Regions from separate parts of the Homo sapiens genome. Here all the other regions are linked to region 1. The links are chromatin contacts, found by Hi-C in ENCODE. All regions are on one chromosome and are shown on one strand. Each heading gives the region's core, a stretch centred on a gene start or an enhancer-like site at or near the end of the contact. The rest is flanking DNA. Distances are from core to core; before and after follow the strand shown. Region 1 holds the start of PIN4 (peptidylprolyl cis/trans isomerase, NIMA-interacting 4). Region 2 holds the start of KIF4A (kinesin family member 4A). Region 3 holds the start of DLG3-AS1 (DLG3 antisense RNA 1).

Region 1 (4,024 bases), core at 923-3,422:
TCAAGATGCCTACTGAGTCCCTGCCCCTCCATCTCCTTTCCTATGACCTCAAGCATAAGGTGTCCCTGCTCCCCCTAGGTCCTGGATTCCATTTTCTCCTAAATCTCACTCTTCTGTACCTTTACCTCTTTTACTTTACTGGATCCTTCAGCTTCACTCCCAAGTTTTCCCCATTCCAAAGAAGCAAAGAAAATAAAACTTTCTCTTAATCCTCTGTCCTTCTCTATCTACCATCCCATTTCCATGCTTTTCAATTAAAACTTTCCAAGAAGTCCAAATTACCACTTCCCAGTCAGTTCTCTAGTCACGGTAATCTGGCTTCTGTTTCACTGAAACCACTTTTACCCAAGGCCACCTCTAATTTCCAAATCTGCTGTTCTTGATAGACTATACCCTCTCTCTTTAAAACATTCTGGTCTCTCCAGCCTCTGGCCACCATTCTGCACTCCCTCTATCTGTCTGCCTCTTTCTCTGCCTGTCCTAGGATCACATCCTCTGCTCTCTGCTCTTTTCATTCTATAAACTCTCCATGGATAATTGCATACACTCTAATGGGCTCAACTACCATCTATAAGTTAGCGACTCCTAAAACTTACATGTACAGTCTAGACCTCTCCCTCAAACTTTAGACTCAAATATCCAACCACTTCCTGACTACATCTCCACTGAGATGTCCCACAGACACCTCAAAGCCAATCTATCTGAAAGTGAATTCATCAATCTCATCCCCGCTCCTCATGTATCCTTGATGTTACCCTGCAGGACCAGCAACAGGTTAGAAATCCAATCCAGAAAACAGAATGATCGTTGATCCTCCCTCACCACCCCTCCCCAACCCAATAAATCACCAAGTCTTGACTATTTCACATCCTAATATTTACAGAATCTTTTCTCTTTTCTCAGTTCCCACAGCCACTCCCTTAGGTCAGTCCACCATCATCTCTCACCAAGACTACCACAACAATCTCCTTACAGGTCTTTCTGATCCTTAACTGTCCTTCTTAGCAGAATATATAGCACTCTCCATGATCTCGTCTTTGTTTCTGTTTTCATTCTCACCACTTGCCATTCTGCCTTGAGTTTTTGCTCCAGCAACACTACGCTGCACACATCATGCTGTTTCTCACCTCAGTGCTTTTGCTGCTGGACCCCAAGTAAGGAATGCTTTAACCTACCCTCAATGCACATCTTGACCTGCCTAATTCATCTCCAGGAAGTCTTCCGTTCCCTGTTCCCCAGCTAAATGAAGGACTTCCCTCAATTTCTATTATATCCCATACACATCCCTCAACACTACATTTAGTACAGTGCTTTATGATCACTAAGCCTTTATCTTCCTCACTACTTCGGGAGCTCCTTAAGGCCAAAATCTCTTTTTTTTTTTTGAGACAGAGGCTCGCTCTGTCGCCCAGGCTGGAGTGCAGTGGCGCGATCTCGGTTCATTGCAACCTCTGCCTCCCGAGTTCAAGCGATTCTCCTGCCTCAGCCTCCCGAGTAGCTGGGATTACGGGCGCGCACCACCACCACGCCTGGCGAATTTTTGTATTTTTAGTAGAGACGGGGTTTCGCCATGTTGGCCAAGCTGGTCTCGAACTCCTGACCTCGTGATCCATCCTCCCTCGGCCTCCCAAAGTGCTGGGATTATAGGCGTGAGCCACCGCGCCCAGCCTTCTGTCTTATTTGTGTATCCTCAGCGCTTAGCACTCTGCCTGACACATTTCTGTTCAATGGATGAATGATTCCTTCCCCGATGGTGGGCATGTCATTCTGTAAGCATTAAAGTGAACTTTAAGGACCATAACCAATGTGTACTTCCTATTGCTGGCTTTTGATAAGACCCAATTTTAGAGCTCTAATAACCCCTTGAAATAGCAGCCCTAAGTCATCGCCTCCGAGGAACTATCCCCATCAGATTCCATTACCCACTAGGACGGTCCCTGAACCGTAGCCCAATGTATTCCTACAGATGTAATCGATGGCAGCACTGTGGGGCCACTGGCTACCTGCTGCGTCCGTCCCGGACTCCGGAGATGGACTGTCTGTTCCCTCCCTTCGCTCCTCACCCGCCCCCATTCTCCTTGATCGCTCTGGCCGCTCTACCTTTCCCCGCTTTTCCAGAACCACTTTTTCCTTTGGGCGGCATCTTGGAAGCTTGTTGTTGAACGCTGAACCGCTCCAGTTGCCGTACAAGCCCCTTTAGAAGCCCCGCCATGGGCATGTCCTAAACAAATGCCTGAAAGCCGCATCTCAATTGACCGTTCTTATTGCGGCTCCGGAAGCAGGCACAGCTTGGGGCAGACCCCGTCCTTTGGCTCTTGGACCAATGGGGCTGAAGATGTCTGACCAATAAGACGCTTGGGCCGAAACAAAGGCAGAGGGGCGGAGACAAAGGCCGGATTAGGGCGGGAAGCCTGGCCTCTGCGCTTTTTGTGACTTCTTTCACGCACCCTAATTTGCACCAGATCCCCCACTCCCCACACTCTACGCCCGAAGCTCCCCCGTTCCCCTCAACCTGGCTTTTTTCACGCGTGCGCAGTAGGAGCCACGGGGGTGGGTGGCTCTGCAGTCCCTCGGCGCCAGCTCTGGCCAATCCCGCGGGGCCGCCAGACAAAGGGAAGCAGGAGTACTGTGGTGGCGGCCAACTTCCGCTGTCTCCTCCTACACACAGGGCTGCCCTCCCTGGCAGTTTTTCGTTTGTTAATTTTATTCTGCAGTTGTAGCTAATTAGGTTCAAAAGGTAGTTTTTAAAAAAGCCTGTCACCTTTTTGCGTCTTGCAGAGCTCAGTCATGGAGAAACATTGGAAGCAGTCTGAGTGCTCCTCAGTCGGGTACTGCTTAAATAATGTTTTAGCCACACAAGAAGATATTATACAACATTCAAAATAACGATTGTAAGGCTGTGTGTACAGATAGGGGAAATGTTTTTAAGACCAAGATAAAGAATATGATTCCTTGTAAAAGAAGTATATGTAATGTATTGTATGTTATATGAATATAAAGGAGAGGAAAGCTATAGAGCAAGATGTGGCCAGTGGTGCTAGTGCATACAGGTCATCGTGTTTGTTTCTGTGTATTTTCCAAAATTTCCATAATGGTGCAGCATAGTGTAGTAAAAGCATGGATTCTGGAGCCAGATTGCCCAGTTTCAAATCCCTGCTCCACATCTGTCTACTAGCTCCATGACCTTGAGGAAGTTACTTCACCTCTCTTTGGCTCAGTTTCATCATCTGTGAAATGGAGTTGATGATAATAGTACCTACTATTATCCTATCAGGTGTTAAGAGAATTAAACAAGTTCATATCTGTAAAGCACATAAAATGATGGCTTGCTCATATTAATAATGTTTGCCTAAGATAAATGATTTTTGAATTTGTGCCCACACACTTTTTCTCCCCTTACAATCCCTCCCACCATCAATAATTTGTATATGATATGTCAGGGCGTTTCCTCCAGTCCATGAGAGAGCTGTCCTAGCTTGCCACTACCAGCCAGAATATAGAGGTCTTCCAGCTCAGAGTTTAGTTTTTGGATGCAGCCTTGCTGGACCTGGAGATGCTTCATGCTCATACCAGGGAATCAGGTGTTTCTGAGACTGTGCTCATTCCCTACTCAAGACATAACATGGAGCCCTCTTATGTTTGGCTGCTTTAAATTCTGGACACATTTTGGGCACTCCTTGTTTTCGGATTGGGAGTGATCAACTGCGGAGGACACATCTAGTGGTGAGGGGATCATTGCTCTGCCACTTCTGAAGTGGATCCCGCACCTGTACTAATTCTCCAAGTTCGGCTGCGAGATGGAGGGGCGGGGGAGTTGGGATTGGGTGTTGACGATGACAGCGTAGCCTTGTGTTCATCAGGTTATCTATGGCCAAGAGGCCCAAGAGGAACATTTACTTTTGATTTTTCTTTCTTTTTTTTTTTTTTTTATTTTTTATTTTTTATTTTTTTTTTTTATTGATCATTCTTGGGTGTTTCTCGCAGAGGGGGATTTGGCAGGGTCATAGGACAATAGTGGAGGGAA
Region 2 (4,024 bases), core at 675-3,174, 1.9 Mb after region 1:
ATCTTAAAATTTTGAAACAAAAATTTCAGTGTTCCTTGAGCCATATCATTAAACAAAAAAACGTGAAAAAATATGTGAATAGCTGTTGCCTAGAAGAAGGCTTCTAAAGGAATGAACTAACATCACTGGGTAGAAATTACCAGGAAGCAAATTTCATCTCATTATAAAGATCTTTATAACATAATTAGACTTGTCCAAAACCCAAATCTCAACTGGACTACCTGTGAGTCAGTGAGTTCCCTGTCAAAAAAATTTTAGACACTGGCAGTTCACCTAACAGATATTGTTAGAACGCATTTTTCTTTGGATGAAAAACAAACTAGATGATATACAAATGTCTCTTTCAACTTTAAGGCACTAGCATGCCATGATTCTACTTCTTTTAAACGAACCTCTGTTTTGAATCTTGAATAACCACTGTATTAGAATAATAATTAGACATCTCTCAGGCACTGCTCCCTTCTTTAGAACCCTGCTATGGTCCTCAACAGCATTAAAGACTTAGCTTCCCCAGTAAAGATTATTAACTGGTGATAGTATTCAGAGGCTTTAGGCACTCCCCTTCTCCACCTAAAAGAAGTATACTCATTATTCAAGACCCATCTCAAAGTTTTCCCACTCTGTGAAATTCACCCCAAATTCCCCAAGCAGAGTTAGAGCCATCCTTTTGTTTTTCATACCACTTTGTATGAGAGCAGAGCTACTACTTCCATAGGACTGACTCTGTTGTATATTTTTAACTTGAAAAATTTTTCTTCTAAAAGATAGGTACAAAAAATTTAAAAATTTTTATATATTCAAAATTATTTATGTAGTCATCTATCTCCATTCCTATCCCCTGGACTTTGAACTCCTTCAGGGCCTCGAAGCTATATTATTTATCACCTGAATCCCTCAACAAGCTTTGCAGTGCCTGGGCCTCAAGTAGGTTGGCACACTTATCACCATCAGCAACCACCACAGAGTTTATAATCTAATGAAGTTCCAGGATAAACAAACATATACAAGTCAAAGATGAACAGAACCACATAAAGCAAATACAGAATAAAACTAGCTTCAAGGGTACAGAGACGTTGACAAATGTTATTAGGCTAAGGGCTTCTTGAAGGCAGGAATCATGATTCATCGATTCCTGTATTTGCAGTGCCCAAGCACAGTGCTTGGCACATAGTATATGCTCAAGGAATATATATGTTACGTTCGAGGAATCAAATCGCCTTACCTTTAAATACACCTTTTATGAGTGGCGCTACTGCTGTATTGAAGACTTCTTCCTGTTCAGTAGAGGGATCAAATACAAAATCGTAGGTGAAGGATTTATCTGTACCAACCACCACCTAGAGAAGGCACGGGACAAGGCGTAAGGTTAAAAATGAAAGGCAAGACCACACCCCTCGTTACCATTTGGCCCCAGCTGTTCAGACACAGGCTCTGGACTCTGCTACGCACCTGAGGCTCTCCGGGCACGAAGGAAAGGCACATCTGGCAGCCCTCGCTAATCTCTTTGGGGACCAGAGGGCGACAACGCAGCGCCACTCTTACGGGAATTCCCTTCACCTCTTCCTTCATGATCCTATCTCAGCACCGTCTCTGCGAGGGGGAAAAAGAAGGCTCGCTGATGAATGTTAGTAGGTCAGCAGGGGTGGGAGGGCGTCCTCCCCGGTTCCGACCCTCCTCAGCGGGAACACTGACTTGGGAGATTCACGCTCCATGACTTGGCCAGGGCTGGACCGCCCGTCAGCCCTGCACTCTAAAGAGAGTGCACGGGCTTCTGAAAGGCAAAGAAAAAACTCCAACGGGGACGGCGACAAAGAACCAAAGCCCTAGGGTACTGGGTAAAAACAGGTTCTGAGCTAAGGTGTGCCCCCGTAACTCACCAAACTAAATGTCCCTTCCCCGTTCTCCCTGGGCCTCCCGCCGCCCTGTCCCAGCCGGAGCTTTAACCGCCAAGTTTCAAATCCGTCCCGGAGACGCCAACCAATTGCAGTGCGGACTGCCCGAGGGCGGAGCGCGCACGTCGGCGCGCGCAGGCCGGCGCGGTGGGAAGGGGAGGGTCAGCTCGTTGCACCCTGGCCCGGCCTCTTTTCGACCCTGCGGAGCATCCGCTTCCGGTTCCCAGACTGAATTGTCAGTGAGCGGAGTCTGAGGTCGCTGTGGACTGCCCACTGGTGAGGTGGTGCGGCGTTTATGCGGCTGAGAGTGCGGGTCTCAGGCAGAATGTGGGGCGGGGACGTGGGAGGTGGCTGGTCAGGTGAAGGAAGGGTCGATCTAAGGACCCTACCATTACTAATCACATCTAGGAAATGTGGGGCGGTGCCTTGCCCCGAGTCCCTGCGGATAGTTAACACTCCCTTGGGCTTCGAAAGTAGATCTTTTTAGACTCGACCCTGATTTCCTCTTCTCCAGGTTTGAGACGGTAACATCTGTTTTGCAGGATTGTGAAAAATGAGGTCCTCTTTCTAGAGTACCTGACAGGTTGCTTGGCATCCAGAAGATGTTTAGCTAAGTTAAGAGTTTTCTTCTGTCTTCCTTCTCTCCTCCAACCTTAACACCTAGATATGGGCTGGGCCTGTAGACTGACTGCCTTGGAATGGGTTGGAGCTGCTGTCTGAAACTTGCTGGGCTGCTCTCCCTTTTGAACCACTTTTTGTCTGTTCTGATTCACTCTTCCAGGGCCTTGCCCGAGATGGACAGCCGGATTCCTTATGATGACTACCCGGTGGTTTTCTTGCCTGCCTATGAGAATCCTCCAGCATGGATTCCTCCTCATGAGGTGGGAACCATCTGTATTCCTGAGTAGGAGATTTTTTTCCCCGTGGGCATGAGATGATGCATGAAAGGTAGGATAGCAGGGTTAGAAGGCGAAACGGAGAGTGAATCTTAGCACTTGTAGCCAGAGGACCCAGAAGCTGGATTCTGAGCAACAGGACCCATTGGGAACTTCTTTATGGAAGCCTCCTGCTAGGGTCTGTTCACACCGGTTAATTCTGGAAATTTGGAGCCTTCATTTCCATACTGTTAAGAGGTTCAGCGCGGTGGCTCATGCCTGTAATCCCAGCACTTTGGGAGGCCGAAACAGGCGGATCACCTGAGGTTGGGAGTTCGAGACCAGCCTGACCAACATGGAGAAACCGCGTCTCTACTAAAAATACAAAATTAGCCGGGCGTGGTGGCACATGCCTGTAATCCCAGCTACTAGGGAGGCTGAGGCGGGAGAATTGCTTGAACCTGGGAGGCAGAGGTTGCGGTGAGCTGAGATTGAGCCATTGCACTCCAGCCTGGGCAACAAGAGCAAAACTCCATCTCAAAAAAAAAAAAAAAAGGTGAAGAAATGGGGAGCTACTGGGCTGCCCCAGTGCTATCCATCTACTCATTTAGTCTGTGTTATCTGTTCTACTTAAATTAAGTCTATGACCTTTCCTTTTCCTGACTTCAGGGTAATTCATTAGTGTTTCAGATGAAGGTAGGTGTGAAGTAAGACTGGTAAAATTTCTGGGGTTGCTGTGTCTTGCAGAGGGTACACCACCCGGACTACAACAATGAGTTGACCCAGTTTCTGCCCCGAACCATCACACTGAAGAAGCCTCCTGGAGCTCAGGTGAACTTATGAAACCTTATTTCAGGCTAGATTCATCCATACCACAAATTGGCAGTGTTGGGGGGATGGATTGGAAAGCAGGTGCAGATGTGAGGAAACTTTCCTTCTTGTGGACAGAAAAGCTGAGATAACACTTCTGCAACTTCTGACTTTCCTCTCAGGGACACACAAGCTGAGCTATTGTACGATGATGCTACTAGTTGTTCTTGTGTTTGTGGTCTCCATTGAGCCCCCATTCTGTGCTCTTGTCTTACAGTTGGGATTTAACATCCGAGGAGGAAAGGCCTCCCAGCTAGGCATCTTCATCTCCAAGGTATTTATGCCCAGTAGGCAATATGGATCGTTACTTCCCTTTGTTAAATTAACAGATTGCAGAACCCTAATGTCCCAAGGGCTGAGAGGATGACTCTGGATTCATAGAAGGGG
Region 3 (4,024 bases), core at 995-3,494, 1.7 Mb after region 1:
GAGTTCAAGACCAGCCTAGGCAACATGGCAAACCCCTATCTCTACTAAAAATACAAAAATTAGGCTGGGCATGGTGGCTCACACCTGTAATCCCAGCACTTTGGGAGGCCAAGGCAGGAAGAATGCTTGAGCCCAGGAGTTCAAGACCAGCCTGGGCAACATGGTGAAACCCCATCTCTACAAAAAATACAAAAATTAGCCAGGTGTATTGGTGCACACCTATAGTCCCAGCTACTCAGGAGGCTGAGGTGGGAGGATGGCTTGAGCTTGAGGGGCAGAGGTTGCAGTGAGCCGAGATCGTGCTACTGCACTCCAGCCTGGGCAACAGAGCCTGACACTGTCTCACACACACACACAAAAAGTTTTAGGCCGGGCACAGTGGCTCACTCCTGTAATCCCAGCACTTTGGGAGGCCGAGGCGGGCGGATCACAAGGTCAGGAGATTGAGACCATCCTGGCTAACATGGTGAAACCCCGTCTCTACTAAAAATACAAAAAATTAGCCGGGCGTGGTGGCGAGCACCTGTAGTCCCAGCTACTGGGGAGGCTGAGGCAGGAGAATCGCTTGAACTTGGGAGGCAGAGCTTGCAGTGAGCCGAGATCGTGCCACTGCACTCCAGCCTGGGCGACAGAGCAAGACTCCGTCTCAAAAAAAAAAAAAAAGTCCTAAAACGTACTGTGGTGATGGAGGCACAACTATACCTAAAGTCACTGAAATATATATCTAAATGAGGAAACTGTATGGTAAATGACTTACCTCTCAATAACACCATTTTAAAAAGGAGACAAATTGTCTTACTCTGATTGTTCTATTAGTCAAACCTATTTTTTAAATCTCTCATGCTAAAGGCTGCACTGGTTTGGCAAAGGTGCCTCAGAGGCCACCATGGAGATCACTCTAACCTTCCCCTCCACATCCATCTTTCTTTCCCTTACACTCTTCCTAGTCTGTCCTCTGTTAATTCCCCAGTATCCTTCCTGTTGCTCCTCCACTTTTAACTAGGTGTTAGGTCCCTCAGGTGTTCACAAGCATGGTCTGTCCCAACTGGTAGACCTCAGGATTAAGCTGATTTGCTGACCCTCTGATGCTGACCTTCAGCAACTTTCCCTTCTTAGACAAGTTATATCTTGGCTCTCTTGTCATTGTTTCAGTATGCACAATGAAGAATTGGACCACTTGATCCTTTCCAGCTCTCACATTCACGTGAAGAAAAAAAAATTCAAGTAATGAACACTTACTTGGCCAATCACATGCAAGGTCTCTTGCCAACCAACATACATGTATTTGGATTATTCATTTTGTAAATACCCACCGTGATGTAATCCTCTGAAGAACCACACTTGTTTATAAATTGATCAACATGGAGTCCTTATTTTTAAAAACTAGCACTTTACCAAAGAAAATTTAGAGCCCAACACAGAATGCTTGACAGTCCCTCTGGACCAGTCTCCAGGGATCTGTTTTCAAAAGGGGAAAAAAAAAAAAGCTTTTGCATGTTGGGGACTTGCTGGATTTACCAAACCAAAGGAGGAAGTAAGATTGATTGGGGTGGCAGAGCCTTAACAACAGTGGTTCACCTAAATCCTAAGAGAAGAAAGGCCTTATTTGGCAAGTAGTAGAAAGAACTAGCATAAAACAGCACCTCAACCTACATTATAAACTCTCAGAAATATGCTCAGAGAGCAATAAACACTGCAGGAATCCCCTTACCCTGGACAACCTGCAGCTTTTTATGCAAGCCAGTTGCATTCCCCTAACAAGTCATAGAAATATGTAGTCACTAGTATCCAGCATACCCCCACCACACACAATTCACAGTATTGTTTCCATGTGCCCAACATCAGAGAGCAAAACCGAAAGAAACATCAATTTCTCCTACAACATACACACACAAATACGCAAGAAAAACCATTTCCTTTGCAGAACCTGTGTTGTCTAAGTTGTGGGCATGAAATGCACAAATATTAGTTGCTAATAAAAATCAGACGGTTAGCTCTGTACTGGAAAGCGAACAGCACACACATAAATCATAAAAAAACAATATCCCTAAGGTGCGTTCCTGATCAGTAAGCTGAAAACCAAACAAGGAGAGAAATGACTCAAAGTGTCCATTTGCATCCCTCTTTCTCATTACCTCAGACCAACAAGCTCTCTCTCCTGTGAGTTACCTCCCTGCACTTCTGTCCTCGATCAGAAGAGCCTCGTGGAAAAGGTCGCAGGCTCTCTCTTCTTTCCCTTCAGGATCTTGAGGCACTGAAGGAGCATGGGGGGAGGGGAACGGAAAGGACAAAGGTAGGCGCTTTCCATCCCTTTCGGCTTGGCGACGGGGCTCCCAGCCTCTCCCCCTCTCATCGCGGAAATAGAGCACCTGCCAGGGAGAGGTCGGTCCCTTCCACCTTAGTAATCGGCCCACAGGGCCTAGGTGTCCCAGGAGCCCAGGCGCTGCAGCCCTAGGGGACAAAGGGGAGGAGGAGGCGAAAGAAGTCGGGAATGGTACGAATCCCTTGCAAACAAAAGGGAGGGGGCAGAATACCAAGCCGGTCGCGGCTGTTCTCAGAGGTGGACAGGTTGGGTGGAGAAATGGGTGTCGGGGGAGGGGAAGATTTAGAAAATTCCTCTAGGGCAAGGGATTAGGGAGCTGCTTGGGGGCGCAGCAGCCAGCAGGAAGGGGGCTGAGGCAGGACAGAGGCCCTGGGGTGAGAAGGGGGCACAGCTCGCTGTGGGGGAGAGGTGATGGCTAAGAGGTGAAGGCCAGACTGGGCCCAGTGTAGGGTGAGGGGGCGCTGAGCCCCGCGCGGCGCTCCGAGGGGCCCTGAGGAGGGTCTCAGAAGGAGCCTGGGGGCACGCAACGAAGGCATTCGAGGGAGAGGGCAGAATTGGGGCACGCAGTGTTGGAAAAGAGGCTGAGAACAGAGCCGTAGAGAGGTTAGGGGGGACTGCGAGGGGGCCTGACCCCCGTCCGCCCCACCTCACCTGGCGCCGGGTCGGAGTCCAGATCTAGTGCTGAGAAAGCGCCAGCTCCGGCCAGTCCCTCCGTCCCGCGCGGGAGACCACGGACACAAAGCGGGGCGCGCGGGAGGAGGGGAGGAGAGAGGAGGGGGAAGGAGGGAGGAGGAGGAGACGCCTGAGGCGCGCGATGGGGGGAAGGAGGGGCGCCTGCCGCCCTCCTCCTGGGTCAGGGGGCGGGGCATGCGGCTGGAGGCCGCCCTCAGCCGGCCAATGGCCACTCCACTGGCCCGCAGGCTAGGGCGCGCCTTCCCGCGGCTCACCTCGGCACCTGGGCCTCGGTTGGCCCCAGCCAATCAAACGCCTTTATTTGCATGACCAGCCCCGCCCATTCGCCCCAGCCAAGGACTGCTCACTGAGAATACAAAGAAGGCCCCCCGGAGGGGAGGGAGTCGACTCCAGTTGGCCTATCCCAAGGGCATAGTATCACCTTTTCAGCGCGTTTATGGGTCTTTCACGGTCATCTTGATGAGGGGAGGGGAGTGGGGGTCACAGAGGTTTGGCCCAAGATCTCTTAAGAGGTCGGATCTCTTCTACCTGAGGTCCTTCTAACCAAGAGCTGCTCTCCTCTTCCAGGGCACACAGTTCCCAGTCTTCTCCTGTGGGCCCTCCGCCCCCTCCCCTTTTTCCAGTCGCCCTAATCTTTGGATGCTGCTTCCAGTAGGCTGCTGCCCACTACTGGCCTTCTCCTGCACTGCAGCCCACATCAGCAGGCTCTGAGCACAGCCTTAATTGATGCTTTCAAGCCGCCCAAACCAACCCCTACCCAGCAGGAAAAGGAGAGAGGAAGAGGTTACTGCTCTAGGTAGAAGGGACCTGGTCAAGTGGCTTTGTTACCTAGGATGGCAAAAAGCCAACACATAATATAAGTCTAACTCCCCCACATCATCTCTTCCCACCTTCCCTTCTCCTACCTTCAGGTCTGTACTGGGCCACAATGGTGACTGACTGGCCGGCCCGTTTCAGAGCAGCTGCAGCCTGCTCATGAGTTGCATTCCTCAGATTCACTCCATTCAC

Evidence for each region. A loop is a pair of places that touch in the nucleus more often than their neighbours do. Pooled maps may share reads with other maps.
Region 2: a loop to region 1 is called in a pooled map, with 9 times the contacts of the local background. The contact joins the promoter of KIF4A here to the promoter of PIN4 in region 1. A Hi-C loop is called at or near these places in 5 of 50 pooled maps.
Region 3: a pooled map shows a loop between it and region 1 (6-fold over the local background). The contact joins the promoter of DLG3-AS1 here to the promoter of PIN4 in region 1. A Hi-C loop is called at or near these places in 1 of 37 single-sample maps with no recorded cell type and 4 of 50 pooled maps.

The regions. Positions count from the first base shown.
Region 1 is chrX:72,179,905-72,183,928 of GRCh38, reverse strand. PIN4 (peptidylprolyl cis/trans isomerase, NIMA-interacting 4) reads right to left here and starts at 2,172. Exons shown (of 4, transcript NM_006223.4): 1 at 2,101-2,172. The coding sequence starts at 2,143. RefSeq lists an enhancer at 1,913-2,132.
Region 2 is chrX:70,288,004-70,292,027 of GRCh38, reverse strand. KIF4A (kinesin family member 4A) reads right to left here and starts at 1,924. Exons shown (of 31, transcript NM_012310.5): 1 at 1,878-1,924; 2 at 1,450-1,590; 3 at 1,223-1,337. The coding sequence starts at 1,569. PDZD11 (PDZ domain containing 11) reads left to right here and starts at 2,101. Exons shown (of 7, transcript NM_016484.5): 1 at 2,101-2,168; 2 at 2,674-2,773; 3 at 3,515-3,598; 4 at 3,855-3,911. The coding sequence starts at 2,687. RefSeq lists a silencer at 1,944-2,123.
Region 3 is chrX:70,454,214-70,458,237 of GRCh38, reverse strand. It overlaps DLG3-AS1 (DLG3 antisense RNA 1), which reads left to right and starts at 2,244. Exons shown (of 2, transcript NR_109801.1): 1 at 2,244-2,293. DLG3 (discs large MAGUK scaffold protein 3) reads right to left here. Exons shown (of 19, transcript NM_021120.4): 9 at 3,922-4,024. RefSeq lists silencers at 3,067-3,296, 3,034-3,460.